Linked DNA regions of Homo sapiens: region 1 is linked to region 2. The links are chromatin loops, found by intact Hi-C in ENCODE. Cell type or tissue: spleen. All regions are shown on one strand. Each heading gives the region's core, and the rest is flanking DNA. Links, peaks and the distances in the headings are about the cores only.

Region 1 (8,326 bases), core at 150-8,149, 47 kb before region 2:
AGGAAGCCACTCATGCCAGCAGCAGTTGAGTTTCAGAAGCAGCCATAGCGCTTTTCAGTACAGTACAATAGTAGCCAGCGTGAGGCAGGACAGTGCTGCGCCTTAGCCGGCCTTGGCTCTCATCTCCATGTGGCTCTTGGGTGCCATGTGTCCTACTCCAGAGAGGAGGGGGCCGGTCACTTGAGAAGACAGCCTTTATATTCTGTATGTGGCAGTGACATTGGTAGCCACACCTACCCAGTGTCTACTAACCACAGTGCAGATAGCCCTTGGGTAGACCCAGGAAGTGTGAAGACAGACACTGCTGTTGCCAGACAACACTAGCAGAACGATGCTGGATTTGACAACAGTGTTTGCTAGGACGGCCCAGAGCTCATCACTGCAGTTTTATTAGAGTGCTTCTTTATCTTTAATGCAGTATCTTTGAGGCCTGTAACATCCTAGATAGTTGCCATCAAACAAGGACCGTCTCGCATTGAAAACAGATGTAAGAATTTCTCTTTCAGGCCCAGAATCTGACAGTGCTTTGGCTTGGGTCATGAGCAGCGGGGAGTTGGGAAGAGATTTTTTTTTTTAGAGTTTTACATATTGGCAGGTTGTATTTTTTTAATGTTTTAATAAAAGTTTGACATGACATTAATTCATCATGTTGCAGACAGTGTGACCTCCTTGGTTCTGATGGCTTATGTGGGGACAGTAGACCATGGTGAGGTCTCCACTGTGTCACCACCTGGTCTGAAGGTCCCCATCTCGCCTGTGCCCCAGGGTCACCTGCAGAGTTCTTTGTCAAGTGCACATTCCCAGCCTCCATCCTGGGGACTCTGGCTCCAGAGGACTCCGATAGAGGCTGGACGCCCACCTGGCTTTGTGTTTGGTGATTTCTTAAGCTCACGAGAAGAGGAATCTCATTGTATAGCACTGTTGGGTTTCAGAAATCCCTCCCTCAACCAGATGCCAGCAGAGCCAAGAGCTGGAATTAGATCCGTGGTGTCTCTGGATGACTGTCACCCTGCGCTCTGTGCAGTTAGGAGAGGGAGGGGCTGTCTGTACGGTCCGTTATCTAGGGGCTCTGCCTCTCGCAAAGAGCTGGGGTCTCCATAAATTTAATGTGTGCTCTTTTTGGTCCTTGAGAATTGAAGAGCCTGTCACCTCCACCCTGTGTTCACAGGTGAAGTGGGGGGACAGTCCCCATGACATTCACAACCAGTCACAGGGCATCTTTCTCCCACGTGGGCTCGTGCTAGTCTAGAGACAAAGGGACTCAAGCTCTGACAGGAGAGGCTCGTGGCGGAGGGCTTAGCTTTAAAGGGAGAGATGTACCTGAAGCTCTGCAGGCTCCGTTCTGCCCTTGGCTGTCATCCTGCCGACTGGCACCCAGGCCGAGCCAGTCTTCTCCTACCCTTTTGCTTCCCCCTGGACACTCCTTTTTATAAATAGAAATGGTTCGGCCTAAACCCTTGACCTCAAATTCTCTGCGTTGATCCTCCATTGAGGTGGCATGTGACATCTCTCCATAAGGCACTATCAGCTGTGCTCAGGCAGATAACACCCCCACTCCCTGTCAGGCAGCAGCCCCGGAGGAATGTACTACTGGCATGTGAGCCCCTCCAAGTTCCTTTTTTGGGGGTGATTACAGCGGTAGATGGCAGGGGTCAGCTCAGCCTGCATCCCCTGACGCCTGAACTGTCAGGATATCCGGCTGGAATGCACAGTCGCTCCCACCTGCCCAGGGAGGAGATGGCGGGGCTTGAGCCATCTCCAAATCGGGGCAGGCAAAGAGCCTGGATGACAAGAAGGGGCCCCAGGGATGCCCACGCAGCCCTTCTGGGGCATGTGCTGCAGCGGCAGGCACAGGAGGTTTCATTTATGTTTCTGCTCCGCGTAACTCAGGAAAGGGGGCGCAGACTGAGCTAGGCTGTGTTTTGCTTGGCTTTTCCAGACACACATATCACACTGGTAATTGGTGCTTCAGATGGCAACATAGGGATAGAGGCCAAATTGAGCTCCTCAGGGACAGGTAGAACCCCAGTTACACGACACCCACAATCCCGGCCTCTCGTTTGGGCAAAAGTATGAGTCCTGTGGCACGGTGATGTGGCTGAGCCGGTGGTCCCCTCCACATGGCCCTGCCCACCTGTGAGTGTCCTGGTGCCTGCTTTCAGCTTTGCGTTCTCTGTGGCAGCCTCCAGAGAGGCTTCTAGGTCAGGTCTCTGGCATTACAGAGAAGGAGTGGACTGTGCAGGCTGCCCTCACTCTTACCCCCACCAGCTCTGTAACCAGAACGAGGCACTTGGCCTCTGTGTCTTGAGAGTTTTTCCCCTCAGTTGTAAAGTAGAATTCGAATACCTGTCTGGCAGGGTGGCGGTTCGGACTAAATGAGGTGCACCTGGCCCAAAGCTGCTTCCCAGTCTTGGCGATGCTGTTACGCTCACCCGCAGGCTCTGGCCTGACATCTGGGTTAAATGATCCCAAGTTGGTTCCCACTTTGACCTCATCTGGTCTGTGGGGTGGGGACATCTCCTGCCTGGCCTTCAGGCCCCTTATCAAACACAGGACCCTGCTGCTGGGGAATGGTGCGGCTCTAGTGCGGCGCTCAGGCTTTCGCTGGAGATTTTTCATCAGGGCTAGGCTAGGCCCTTGAATCTGTGTTTTTCCTAAAGTGGGTGATTCTTGTACAGATGGTCCATGAACCCCATGGGCCTTCTGCTTTAATCTAAGGACAGTAGCCATAAATACCCACCCAGGGGGCATCTGAAAAACAGAACCCAGCTCCCATGAACATGTTTATTTTGCAGTTAATCCAGGCTAAGGGATTTTATCTGAAATTGTTGATAAGAAACACAAGTGTAAATTTAAGCCGCTCTGGCACCTGCTCAAAAAAGAAAAACTCTAAAAGCACAAGTGGGCCAAGTCACCTCCTTGCCACTCAAAACACTTTGAACCCTCCTCTGTGAGTCCCTGTAACAGAGGAGGAAAGACCTTCCTTGCCCTCATCCTGCCTTGCAGCAGCTCACCCCACTTGGCTTCTGGACTGCCACTTAGTTGTTTATTCTATTTTTTTTTTTTTTTAAGACGGAGTCTTGCTCTGTCACCAGGCTGGAGTGCAGTGGCACAATCTCGGCTCGCTGCAACCTCCGCCTCCCAGGTTCAAGGGATTCTCCTGCCTCAGCCTCCCGAGTAGCTGGGACTACAGGCGTGCACCACCACGCCTGGCTAATTTTTGTATTTTTAGTAGAGACGGGGTTTTACCGTGTTAGCCAGGATGGTCCTGAACTCCTGGACTCAAGCCATCCGCCCTCCTTGGCTCCCAAAGTGCCGGGATTACAGGCATGAGCCAGTGCACCTGGCCCCATTTGTAATTTCTCTTAGAAGACCTGTCCAGTACTTCTCGGCATTTGATTTTCAGCCAACAAAACTGGCCCAGTTTCATGCCAGAGATGGGGCTTCTTGCCTGAACTTCCTCTGAGGAAGTCCGTGGAGCACCCTGGCTGGAAGGCAGGGATAGTGGATCTCCCAGCCTGGGCTGCCAGCTGGTCGGATTCCTGCGTGTGCACCCCCATTGCTCTGTCTCAACATCACTCTCTACTTTCCTCCTGGGGAAAGGAGGAGGAGCAATTGGATGGAGGGTGTATCAACCCCCAAACTTCTGCCGTTTTCAAAATGTCTCCTATGGGAAGTTAGTATTCTATAAAAAAAAAAAAGGTGGGGGGGGGCTCTATGGCCATATAAGTTTAGGAAGAGTGGATGGAACAAAATTTAACATCTTTTTATTATAAAAAAGACCTTTTTGAGCCTTTAATATGCAAATATGTTTTGTAAATCAACAAGAGGAAACAGTCCGCCATTTCCCAAATACGTTTGCTCGGAACCTTTCTCCTTGGAGTTGGGGTCCTTGGCACTCAGGCTGGGAACCGCTGCCTCGTTGATGTTGCTATACGGAAGCACAGCTCACTTCCTGCTGGTTGTGTTTCTAACACACATTCCTTTTTAAAAATTGCTTTGTAATAGTAACAACTCACTGGATGGCTACAGCATGCCAGCACTGACTATGCTAAGCCCTTCACTGACATTTTCACATTTCACCCTGTGAGCCACGTACTACAACCCACAGCTTTCAGATGAGAAAATGAGGCTGAGCCAGGAAGCGGTTTGCCCAAGTCTCACAAGAGAATGAGGGGCGGAGCCAGCACTGGGGCCCGGGCAGTGTCTCCCTCCCGCTCCTGCCAGGCCCTGGCTGGCTACCATTGGATCTCCTGATTCTTCTCCAAGATACCTGTTCATTTCCAAAGAAATCTTGCCGGCTGGTGCCAGCAACACTGCTGAACCCCTTACCGACCAGCAGACCACCCTGTGAAAACAAGCCGGCCTTGACATCAGTCACAGCAAATAACCCTGACACCACGCAGTTACCTGTCCCCTCTGCTGCCTCTCACCTGTTTGTATCTGTGATCACGATCTGTCTACAACGGCAGCCCGGCGGGGGCTGGGCAGAGGCCGGGCCTGTCTAGCTTATGTTGGCGTGAACCGCACATGGACAGGGGTTTGCGGGTCCTGACGAGGACTCCAGGGTGGGAGCAGCTGGCTCCATACCCTTCAGCTGTGTCATCTGCCCTTCCTCTGCCGTCTCCTCTGGGGTCTGGCTTTGAGGCTTGCCAGAGTCCCACCAGAGGTCAGGCCACAGGCCCACTGAGGTGGCAGTTGCTGCATTGTTATAAATAGAAGCCCATCCATACCGCAGCCCCGGCCGGCCGGAGATTCTCTGCATTGTTTTCAGACCTAGATTGCCAGCTGCAGAGGCCACAGGCAGGGGTGGGGGGAGCGAGTGGGCTGTGGATGGAAGGCGGGAGCCCCAGCATATGAGACAAGAGCCGAGCCCGGTCCTGGCTAGAGGCGACCTCTCCTTGCTGGCATCCTGGCCCGTGAGGGTACAGAAGCAGCTTTGCTTTGTGGCCCATCGGATGTTGGCTTTCTCGACCTCACCTAGTGCCTTTCCATCTGGAAGCCTAGAAGGGGGCTTGGCTGCCATGCAGCCCTCACAGTGCCTGCAGGCCCTCCTGTCTGGCCCTCCTCCCCCTCCTGCCCCCTTCCGCATCTAACTCTCCCTGCGGTTCTCCAGGCCCCTCTGCACTTTCTCTGCTTCTCAAATGGCCCATTCTCCTCGTCGCCACAGGACCGCTCCATCCTCTGTCCCTTCCTGCTCATCCTGCAGGTCTCCATTTAAGCGCCACCTCCCCACGGCAGAGCCTTCCTGGTGGGCTGACCTGCTCACAGGCACTGGCTCCCTTTGTGTGCTCCTGCCCTGCCGCACTGCTATTTTGAGGCCTCCGTCGCAATTGAAATTTCTCGTGTAGTCGGTGGTTTCATTCATTTATCTAGTCCGTCCCAGCAACGGGCAGCTCTGTGAGGGCAGTGCCAGGACAGAGCAAGAGTCAGGAACTGTTGATAAATGACTCCCAGCACGACTTCCTAGAAAGAAGCCAAGACTTGTTCAAAAGCCAGACCCCCACCTGAGATGACAAGAGATAGCAGGTATTCAGACAGTTCAAGGGCACAGGGCCAGCTAATGGCACCAGAGGCACACAGCAAGGCCAGGGCTCCCCCACCCTGCCCAGGGGTCCTCTGGGTCTCATCCCAGGAACGCACTAGGGCAGGGCAGCCAGGTGAGTGGTGAAGAGTGCAGACTGGGTGCAGGAGGCCCTGGGGAGGAGGCCTTTCTCTGAGACACCAGCTGGAGCAAGCCGTCCCATCTGCCCCCCGTGAAAATGAGGCAGGTGCCGTGTGCCTCACAGGGCAGGGCTTGCACGGGGCTCAGGGCAGCGCCTGGCAGAGTCACTGGGGTGCTCACGGTGGCTTCCCTGCCTTCTCAGGGAGAGACCCAGGCCCCAGCAGACGGACCCCAGTGCCCCACGAAGTCTTCCCTGATCCCACAGCTGACCGGCAGCACTCACTTCAGGAATGGGGCTCGGGGACCCGCAAAGGTCCAGCCTGGGTGACAGAGTGAGACTCTGCCAAAAAAAAAAAAAAAAAATCAAGACAGTAGACATCAGACAAGGAAGGACAGTGATCCCCAAGATTCAAGAAACTAATGAATGAGCCATATGATTGCCCCAGTTACCGCCTGGAGAGTGTGTCCAGATCACAGTGCATGGAAGGAGAGCCCAAGAGGAGCCCGACAGTCTCCCGGAGTTTACAAAGCAGAGGACTGGGGAGGAGAGGGCCTCACACAGAGAGAACTCTGGACCCTTGCGGAGGGTCCTCTCGAGTATTCAACTGAGTACTGCTCAGCTTGGTACATGTGAGGAAATCCCGGGTCTAGAGAAGGAAAACAACATGAGAGGATTAGAGGCAAACTCTTCAGAACTCTAGGGCGAAGAATAGTGCCTCTTCCTGCCGGCCGAAGTGGAAAGCCTCATAAATCACTTCGCATTGGAAACAGTGCTCAGAAACGTTTTGTCTCGGTGCTGGGAGAATATGAGTCCTACCCAGAATGCCACTTGGATCTCACCTAACAACGCTTAAAAGCAAGACCCAAACAAATCAAACTATTTCCAAGTAAGAGCCCAGAACAAAGCCCAAGAAGCGCATAGGAATACAAAAGCACCCGGTAACGGGCGGCTGTCAAAGGTAGCAGAGGGGCAGGCCCTGGTACGCAGTGGCTGAGGCCATCTCCTGGGCCACCTGTGGCTATCACAGCCAAATAGGTACTGCTGGACCAAGAGGTGGTGGTCCTGGGTGGCAAGGGCATCAGCGTTTCTGGCAATTTCTACAGAAACAAGTGAAAGTGCCTGCCCTTCCCCTGCAAGTGGATGAACGCCAACCTATCCTGCGCCCCCTACCACTTCCAGGCCCCCAGCCACATCTTTAGGCAGACTGTGTGGGGCATGCTGCCCCGAAGACTAAGTGAGGCCTGCCGGGCACAGTGGCTCACGCCTGTAATCCCAGAACTTTTGGAAGCTGAGGCAGGTGGATCACCTGAGTTCAGGTGTTCAAGACCAGCATTGGCCAAGCTGTTGAACCCTCATCTCTACTAAAAATACAAAAATTAGCCAGGCGTGGTAGCAGGTGCCTGTAATCCCAGCTACTCAGGAGGCTGAGGCAGGAGAATCGCTTAAACCCAGGAGGAGGACGTTGCAGCAAACCGAAATCGCACCACTGCACTCCAGCCTGGGCAACAGAGCAAGATGCCATCTCGGAAAAAAAAAACCAAAAACAGACTGGCCAGGCACAGTGGCTCATGCCTGTAATCCCAGCACTTTGGGAGGCCAAGGCAGGCAGATTACGAAGTCAGGAGTTTGAGACCACTGCACTCCAGCCTGGGCAACAAGAGCGAAACTCTGTCTCAAAAAAAAATTTAAATTTAAATTTAAAAAGACTTAAGTGAGGCCAGGCTGCCCTGACCACCTCCAAGTATCTGGTGGGATCCCACCACCCTATGACAAGAAAAAGCAGAGGGTGGTTCCCGCTGCCATTAAGACTGTGTTTCACGCCTCTGAGAAAGTCTGCCCACCTGGGGCGCCTGGCTCACAAGGTTGCCTGGAAGTACCAGGTGGTGACAGCCACCCTGGAGAAGAGGAAGAAGGTCAAAATCCACTACCAGAAGAAGAAACAGCTCATGAGCCTACAGAAACAGGCTAAGGGCAGGCATGGTGGCTCATGCCTGTAATCCCCGCACTTTGGGAGGTTGAGGTGGGCGGATCACTTGAGGTCAGGAGTTCAAGACCAGCCTGGCCAACATGGTGAAACCCCGTCTCTACTAAAAATACAAAAATTAGCTAGGTGTTGTAGCATGTGCCTGTAGTCCCAGCTACTAGGGAGGCTGAGGCAGGAGAATTGCTTGAACCCGGGAGGTGGAGGTTGCAGTGAGCCAAGATCGTGCCACTGCACACTCCAGCCTGGGCCACAGAACGAGGCTGAATCTGAAAAAAAAAAAAAAAAAAAAAAACAGAACAAAAAAGTCCTGCTTGGGCGGGGTGCAATAGCTCACCCCTATAATCCTCGCACTTTGGGAGGCTGAGGCAGGAGGATCATTTGAGTGCAGGAGTTCAAGACCAGCCTGGGCAACATAGGGAAACCCTGTCTCTACAAAAAAAAAAAAAAAAAAAATCAAAGTTAGCTGGGCATGGTGGCATGTGCCTGTAGTCCCAGCTACTCAGGAGACTGAGGTAGGAGGATCACTTGAGCCCAGGAGGTCAAGGCTGCAGTGAGCTGTGATGGCATTACTGTATTCCAGCCTGGGCACCAGAGGGAAACCTTGTCTCAAAAAATAATAATAATAAATATAAACTTCCCACTTAGTCATATACTATATCTGCAGATGTTAGAATGT
Region 2 (8,326 bases), core at 14-8,013:
GTCTCCTTGCAGGCATCACCGTGAGCTGGGGCTTTGCACACAGCATCTTCATGGCTTTCCACAATGATCCCAGAACTGATCCAGAGAAACCCAGGGATCAGGGGTTGACCCGACCCTGTCATCATCCCATTCTACAGATGAGGACACTGAGGCCTGGTGAAGAGGGAGGGGTGGATGGAACCAGGGGGCCTGGCTCTAAGACCCAGAGGCTGGATGACTGGGATATAGTGGGCGCTCTCACCAGCATTCCTTGCAGTATAGGGACCTTGTTTTCAGTGGCCACCAGAGACAGTCCCAAGGCTCTTTCTCTCTCATGGACCACTCTGCATTCAGAGTTTCAGCGGGTCCTCCAAGGGCTTGCCACCTTCAAGGCTGGGGTCATCAGAGGCCAAAAAGGAATCTCAAGAGAGGGAAAAGTTTTTGTTCTGCAGATGGAAATGTTCGGTGCTGGAATTCTGTTGCCCTGGGAGACAGCGTTCTCTCCCCAACTGTTGGGGACCAGACCGAAAGCCAATGACGAAGCTTGGAATGTCCACCAGGGAGGTGGGTGGGGCCAAAGAGCCAAACAGGTGTCTGAAGGTGGGAGACATTGAGAGGCTAGGTGGCAGATGGAGGCGTAGGGCATGTCTGCATCCCTGACCTGCCTAACTGGGACAGGGGGCAGGCTGAGCCTGGCCAGGGGAGTAGGGACAAGATCTCAGAGAGAGCTGGTCCAGCAGCCTCCCCTACAGGTGGGGAACAGAGGCCCAGTGAAGTCCTCCAGGGAGGCTTCCTTCACTAGAACCCGGGTCTTCTGGCCCTGCACTCAGTGAGAGCGTCACTCTCCACTGAGGGCCATGGTGCCGCATGGGTATGGCAGGGCATGGGACAAGGGATTGAAACCGCTGCCTGTGCTGGCTGCAAATCTGGAGGCTGGGGCCTTTTCAGCCGAAGCTCAGAACCACATGGCTTATAGGGCAAGTTAGGCTTGGGGCACCTGCCCACTGTTCCAGCTCATTCCTTCCCCAGTGTGGACCGGACACGTCCGCCGGGCCAGGCACTGAGAAGATATAGCGGAGGAGTCACAGCCAGGCCCAGACAACAGCACTCACATCCCCTTCCCTGAGATGTCGGGGATAATGCCAGGAGCCATGAATGAGGGTATTGATTATCATCAATAATAAATAGGTACAGACTGATGCTCAAAATGGTTATGAGTAAGCATCGATGGCTATAAATCAGGAGGTATGTCGGTCAGTTGTTTCGATGTGTGTGTCTGCTGCTGAGCTGGAGGAAGGGTGCGTGCACCAGGGCTGTGGGTTGTGAGGCTGTGGGGTGTGTGTGCAGTGGGATAGGGCGTGTGGGGGCATGTGCATCTCTGCGTGATGATGTGAGTGTGCATCTCTGCGTGTGAGGCTATATTTGACAGTTGTTGGTGACTGTGGGTGTGTATGAGTGTGTCCATCTTGTAAGTGTATGTGCCTGCATGCCATGTGGGTGTGTGTCCATGTGTGTATGGGGTGTGTAATGGTGTGAATGAGCATATGTGGTATGGGTGTTGATGGGCACGTGCGTGCAAGTTGTGTATAACCGTGTGTGTATTGTGTGAGGGGATGAAAGTGGGGGTGTAAGGATGTGTTTAAGTGTGTGTTCTGGTTGTGTGTTTGGGTCCATGTGTGTCTGTGGATGAGGCCATGTGTCTGTGTGTCTGTGTGGGTGTGGGTGTGAACTGGATTGTGTGGTGAGCACATCTGTGGGTGTGCATGAGTGTGAGTGTGCAAGTGTGTCTGCACATGCGGGTGTGTTGGGTGTGAGTGTGGGGCTGAGTCCGAGTCACTGAGGCTGAATCGAGATCAGGAAGGGGCGAGTAGGGACTGTCCCTCGCTGCCCACCGAGGGTCCCAGGTAGGGCTCCTGGCCTCGCACTCCGCCCCCCGAACCCCCGCAACACCCTCCACTCCCCCTCTGGCCGGGCTTCCCCATCCTCCTGGAGGTTTCTAGGAGCCTCCAGCCACCGCCCTGAGCGCCTAAGGTCTTCCCCGCCCGGGGCGCGCGTCAGAACGCACAGTCTCCCAGCCCAGGTCCGGAGGCTCAGGCAGCCCAACGCCGGCACCGCGGAGCTGCAGCGCGCTCAGCACCGCCCCGCCCACCCCGACGCCGCCCCTCTGCACCCGCTCACCACCAGTCCCACCCAGCAGCCTCCGTCCGAGAGGTCAGAAGCCCACGAGCAGGAGATGCCAGTGGGGGGACGCGGGCAACCCCGGCCGGGCCAGGGGCGCGCCGCCCACCAACACGCCCCGCGGTCCCCCGCCCCCCGCCGCCGGGGAAGGACGGAGGGGGCGGCCTGGGATCGGGTGCGGGACTGGGAGTTCTCCAAGGTGCTAAAATAAACCCAGCGAAGGATCAGGTTTCCCGACCAAAATAACCCAGGAGCGGCCTTAGAAATGCGAACTGAGAAAGCGATCCGGGCGGGAGGCGGGGGTGAAAAATGCTTTCCGCGGGGCTCCCTCGCCCTCCTGGCAGGGGAGCCCGCGGCGGACCCTCCCTCCTCTCCCCTGCAGCTGCCAGGCCGTTGGCCCCACCCAGAGTGGAGCTTCTCACCCACTCCCTCCCCTTCCTTTCTGCCGTCAGTCCCCCAATAGTGTCACAATAGTCCCCTAACAGTGTCCCACTGGCCATCTTTGATGACCAGGTGTGTAGCAGGTTCGAGCCCGGCTTGGAAGTTGTTTCTACTATGAGCCAGGCACTGCCTGAGCACCTGGGTCCCACCAGTGAACAAATAGACGACAGTCCCCGCCCCGGGGGACTAGCCTTTTCCTAGCAGGACACAGAACCCCAAACACTCACAGAATAAAGAGGTGAGGCTATGCTGCGTCCGAAAGGGATATGGGCTTAAAAAAAAAAAAAGAAGGCTGGGCGTGGTGGCTCACACCTGTGATCCCAGCACTTTGGGAGGCCAAAGCGAGCAGATTGCCTGGGCTCAGGAGTTTGAGACCAGCCTGGGCAACATGACGAAACCCCATCTCTACTAAAAATACAAAAAATTAGCCAGGCGTGGTGGTGCACACCTGTAGTCTCAGCTACTCGGGAGGCTGAGGCAGGAGAATCGCTTGAACCTGGGAGGCGGAGGTTACAGTGAGCTGAGATCACGCCACTTAATTCCAGCCTGGGTGAAAGAGCGAGACCCTGTCTCAAAAAAACAAACAAGAAAACAGCAGAGAGCAGAAGAGGGAAGAGGGCAAGGGGTGGGGGGTGAGATTTGACTTGGGGCTCCCTGCTGGTTCATGCAGTGGCCTGGCTAGATCCCTCAACTCTGAGCTTGTTTTCCCCTTTGTGTGCAGGGCGTGAAAAGCCCTGTCTGTGAAGTGTCTGTGCTGGTTACACTGGGTGATGTAGGGCGTAAACTCTACTCCAAGCCTGGCACAGGCATAGCAAGGGTTAGGTATAAGCCAGGGGTAAATATGCATGTTTGTATTTATGGTAACTATCTTAAACTCTTAAAGACAGAAAACAAGTGTCTGCAATGTCCAAACTGCTCTAGGTACCAAAAGCTGCCAGAAAACTCCTGCTGTCAAGTGAGAGAGAAGTAGTATTGTCAGATGGTTAGGGATTTAGGCTGAGCTTTGGGTCTGAATCCTTGTACCAGCTGTGGGCCCTGGCAAATCAATTCACTCCCAGCCCACCTCTCAGCAATCGATATTTGGAACAAGGCCCAGGTGGAGCAAGGCTCCTGGGACGTCTACTGGTCTAAGGGGACAGGGCCACCAAGGTCATCTTTGCTCTTCTCATTGGTCCGTCCATGGGGCCTGGCACATTGTGGCTTCAAGAAGTGTTGGTGAAGGCTGGGTGCGGTGGCCAATGCCTGTAATCCCAGCACTTTGGGAGGCCAAGGTGGGCAGATTGCTTGAGCTCATGAATGCAAGACCAGCCTGAACAACATGGTGAAACTCCATTTCTACAAAAAGCAGAAAAATTAACCGGGCGTGGTGGCATGCGTCTATAGTCCCAGCTACTTGGGAGGCTGAGGTGGGAGGATCACTTAAGCCTGGGAGTTGGAGGTTGCAGTGAGCCAAGATCATGCCACTGCACTCCAGCCTGGGCAACAGTGCGAGACCCTGTCTCAAAAAGAAAAAAAAGTGTTGGTGAGTGAATGAATGAAACTGAATGAGTAAGTGAATGAGTGACAGACGAGGCCAAGCAGGCAGGGAACAGAGAAGCTGTGGGACACGTGGCCAGGAGGACAGCTCACAGGCTCAGAGTCAGAGGGACTGGCCTGCCTAAGTCCCAGCTCTGGCCCTGGCTAGCTGTGTGGCCTCACAAGTGATGTCACCACTCTGGGCCTGCACTTGTTCCTCTAACATGGGAAGAGGGTGGTTGGACTTGGCTTGTCAACCGCGAGTGTCTGTGGCCCCATCCTGCCTCCCATGTCTGGACGCTACAGTAGGTAGTTTGGGCTAGCCCACCAGATCCCATGGGGATCCCTCCCAGCATGGTCCCAGCCACCCCACCTTGACTACTTGTTTCTTTTTTCTTTTTCTTTTTTTTTTTTAATTGAGACGGAGTTTCGCTCTTGTCATCCAGGCGCTGGAGTACAATGACGCGATCTTGGCTCACTGCAACCTTTGCCTCCCGGGTTCAAGCGATTCTCCTGCCTCAGCCTCCTGAGTAGCTGAGATTACAGGTGCACGCCACCAAGCCCTGCTGATTTTTGAATTTTTAGTAGAGACGGGGTTTCACCACATTGGCCAGGCTGGTCTCAAAGTCCTGATCCACCTGCCTCGGCCTCCCAAAGTGCTGAGATTACAGGCGTGAACCACTGGCCCGGCCTTTTCTTTTTTTGAGACGGAGTTTCGCTCTTGTCGCCCAGGCTAGAATGCACTGGTGCCATCTTGGCTCACTGCAACCTCTGCCTCCTGAGTTCAAGCAATTCTCATGCCTCAGCCTCCCAAGTAGCTGGGATTACAGGCGTTAGCCACCACACCCAGCTAATTTTGTATTTTTAGTAGAGACCAGGATTCACCATGTTGGTCAGGCTGGTCCTGAACTCCTGACCTCAGATGATCCACCCGCCTCGGCCTCCCAAAGTGCTGGGATTACAGGCGTGAGCCACTGCGCCCGGCCTTGACTACTTGTTTCTATCCTGCTTTAGAGCACAGGGATATATGCAGAAGGACAGCCACCCTAGAGTAGTTTTTGAATAGTTACACAATGGAAACAATGAAATGTCCAATAACAGGGGATTGGTTACATAAATTCTGGCCCATCCATGTGACAAAATGCCAGGCAGCCTTTGAAAAATAATAGAGTGTCATGGAAACATGGCCAGATTTATATTGTTAAGTGAAAAGGATAGGTTGCTTTTCAGAAGAATGTATAATGTCATCACATGTTTAAAATGCATATTTTGGGGCCAGGCGCAGCGGCTTACATCTGTAATCCCAGCACTTTAGGAGGCCAAGGCAGCAGACCACTTGAAGTCAGGAGTTCAAGACCAGCCTGGCCAACATGGTTGAAACCCTGTCTCTACCAAAAAATACAAAAATTAGCTGGGTGTGGTGGCATGCACCTGTAGTCCCAGCTACTCGGGAGGCTGAGGCATAAGAATCACTTGAACCCGGGAGACAGGGATTGCAGTGAGCCAAGATCATGCCACTACATTTCAGCCTGGGTGACAGAGTGAGACCTTGTCTCAAAAAATAATAATAATAATTTTTAAATGCATATTTTTGTGTATGTTGCATATATATGATATATAGAGATATAGCTTATTTAGTATATATTATTTTCTAATTAATAAAGTAATGCTTGGTTGATGCAAAATATTTTAGTAATTGGAAATGAGACAAGTGAGAAACCGTTTATATCCTGATCACCCTCACGTTAACACTGGGTGGTAGGATGAAACCTATATCAACCGCGTGTGTTGAATCTATTGCAGTAAGTATGTAACACTTTGATAGTAAGAAAAAATAAGGCTATTGGTAAAATTATACTCTTTTATAAATTGGCTAATTATTTTGTGGATGTGTGTCCTGGTATCCCCAACTAGACTGCGAGATCAATGAGAGGACGAGATCAATAAAAGCATTGAATGAATGAATGGATGGATGAATGAATGAATGAATTCTCAGTCTCTTGGGAAGTGGGATTGTGCGGCCCATATTGGGTGCTTATAAAGGTTTGTGGGGGCCAGGCACAGTGGCTCGTGCCTGTAATCCCAACACTTTGGGAGGAGGAGGCAGGAGGATCACTTGAGCCCAGGAGTTCGAGACCAGCTTGGGCAATATAGTGAGACCTCGTCTCTAAAAAAATAAAGTAAAAATAAAGGCTTGTGGGTTGAGGCAACCAGGAGTGTCTGTGGTCCCATCCTGCCTCCCTGTATCTGGGTGCTATAGTAGGTGGTTCAGGTTAGCCCACCAAGCTTGCTTGCTCTTGCTTCCCAGCTACCTGAGACTGTGAACAGTGTCACCCCACCATACAAGGGAGAGGAGCAGGTCTCAGGGTCCTGGAGGAAGCCACCAAAACCATCACAGACAGAAAGAGCCCTTCACACAATCTTCTTGCCAGCCCTCAAAGGGGAAAACGGGCTTGGAATGGCGAAAGGATTTGCCTGGGGTCACTCTGGAGGTGGCTGAGCCAGGGTTTGAACCTGGGGCCATCCTACCCCAGACTTTATGTCTTAACTACTGCTGGGCAGGAGCCAAATCAGACCCCATGGCCCCAACAGTGTGAGGCCCATTGTGGCTCTCAGAACATGCCAGCAGCTCTAGCCAGACGAAATGCTGACACAGCCTCTGGGTATTAATAGCCCCTGTCTGGGCCGGGCTCCTGTGCCCCTCCTGAGGCCACCCAGGGAGAATGGGGTGAGTGCTTGGTGGGGAGATGAGCAGATCAGTTCCCTGTGGTCCAGGGATCTGAGTCCAGCGGCCCTCGTGCCACCCCCCATAGGGACCACTTAGGAGCCGGACCCCTTCTCTTTTCAGCTTCCTGGCTCGAGGCCTTCACCCACTCAGCCTCAGCTTCCACGTCTGTAAATGGGGATATCACAGCTGCGTTACAGGACTGTCATTAGACTTTGTCGATAAGCTGAACACATAGAGAGCTCAGCACACAAAGAGCTTATACACGCTCAATATCCGTGCCTGGCGTGCACACTTCCATGTGCGCCAGGTTCCAGCCGTCTAGTGTCCGGGATGAAGCAGCACATGTCATCATTGCTGCACCCAAGATGGCAGGACGTCTCGCGGCCACGACATCCCCTCTATGGCCGCACAGTCTGAGTGGAGCACGCTGGAGAGGAAGAGTGGGGAATGAGGCAGGTCTAGCCTGCTCCAGCCCAGCTGGACCCAGCCAGGGCGTCTGCAGGGAACCCCAGACTGAAGGCTCCTGGACTCTGGCCTCATCCCTGCCAGGAAAGGGGTGGAGGCCAGACCACAGGGTTGGGCCCTTCTGAAGCGGGCACTCAAAAGGAAGAGACGGCTGTGCCTCGTTTGTCAAATGAAATCAATTACTAACCCACAGGGCTGAAATTGATTCCTAACTCACTCTGCAGCAGGGACTCAGCTCAGCGTTTCACAAACACTGTCTCACCCGGACTCACGAGAGCCCTAAGAGGTGGACACTGTCATTCCCATGCGACAGGTGGAAACACCAAGGCCCAGGGAGGCCAAGTGAGTTGCTCAAGGTCTCCCAGCTGGTTGATGGCGGGGCAGAGCCCCGTCTGTCTGACTCCAGAGCCTGGGTGCCCATCCCCCATGGCCAGGGAACACCCACTCCCTCCCAGGGCAGCTTCCTGTTCTTGGGAGGCTCTAGGTGGGCCTGAGGCACCGTGGGCTGGCTCCATGGTTGGAAGAGAAGTTGCAGCCCCCTGCCTTCATCTGGGCGAGCAGACAGGCCTTGGCCACTGAGAATCAGGAGACGGAGGAGCTCACTTCTGACTCTTCTGGTCAGCTTAAATTGGCAGCTTCCCCCATCGAGCCCAGGCCCAATCAGCCCTAAAAGGGCTGTGGAGACTTCGGGTTCCCACAGGTGGTCCAGATGGGAGCAGGGATACCTCCCTCACATCCGGAATCCTCAGCTGGGCCCTCTGGGTCTGCGTTCTGGGTTTGCAGCCTCTCGTCCCCTTGGGCCCCATGCAGCCACACGGGCCTCCTGGGCCTCCTGCAAGGCAGGCTGTCCCCGAATGGGACTCCCCCTTTGTTCTTCCTTCCTGGGGGCAGCCGTCCCTGATTCCCAGACCAGACCCAGAGCCCCCAGAGCCCCGCTTCTAGGATCCTGCCACACATTTGCACACCTGTGACCACTTACACGTGTCCTTCTTTCCATCCCCACTGAGCTGTGAGCTTTTC

Evidence for each region. A loop is a pair of places that touch in the nucleus more often than their neighbours do. Peaks named below come from ENCODE experiments on the same cell type or tissue, not always from the same donor. Only the 100,000 strongest peaks of a DNase experiment are listed, where the experiment ranks them.
Region 1: it touches region 2 in a loop (1.9-fold over the local background); 27 of 110 quality-filtered maps call a loop at or near these places.

Annotation. Positions count from the first base shown.
Region 1 is chr9:131,234,024-131,242,349 of GRCh38, forward strand. It overlaps NUP214 (nucleoporin 214), which reads left to right. Exons shown (of 36, transcript NM_005085.4): 36 at 1-640. Among named protein-coding and RNA genes, the nearest start is that of FAM78A, 38 kb to the right of the region's middle. RefSeq lists enhancers at 886-5,774, 2,810-3,310, 3,311-3,811, 3,867-4,434, 4,231-4,390. In spleen, for the core only: no CTCF peak of the experiment used is centred there; DNase peaks (open chromatin) are centred at 3,487, 4,178, 4,808, 5,768 and 2 weaker places; H3K4me3 peaks cover 1,477 bases; H3K27ac peaks cover 4,650 bases.
Region 2 is chr9:131,280,781-131,289,106 of GRCh38, forward strand. It overlaps a transcript of FAM78A not described here. Among named protein-coding and RNA genes, the nearest start is that of PLPP7, 4.8 kb to the right of the region's middle. RefSeq lists enhancers at 1,415-2,273, 2,274-3,131, 7,216-8,131. In spleen, for the core only: no CTCF peak of the experiment used is centred there; no DNase peak of the experiment used is centred there; H3K4me3 peaks cover 891 bases; H3K27me3 peaks cover 2,993 bases.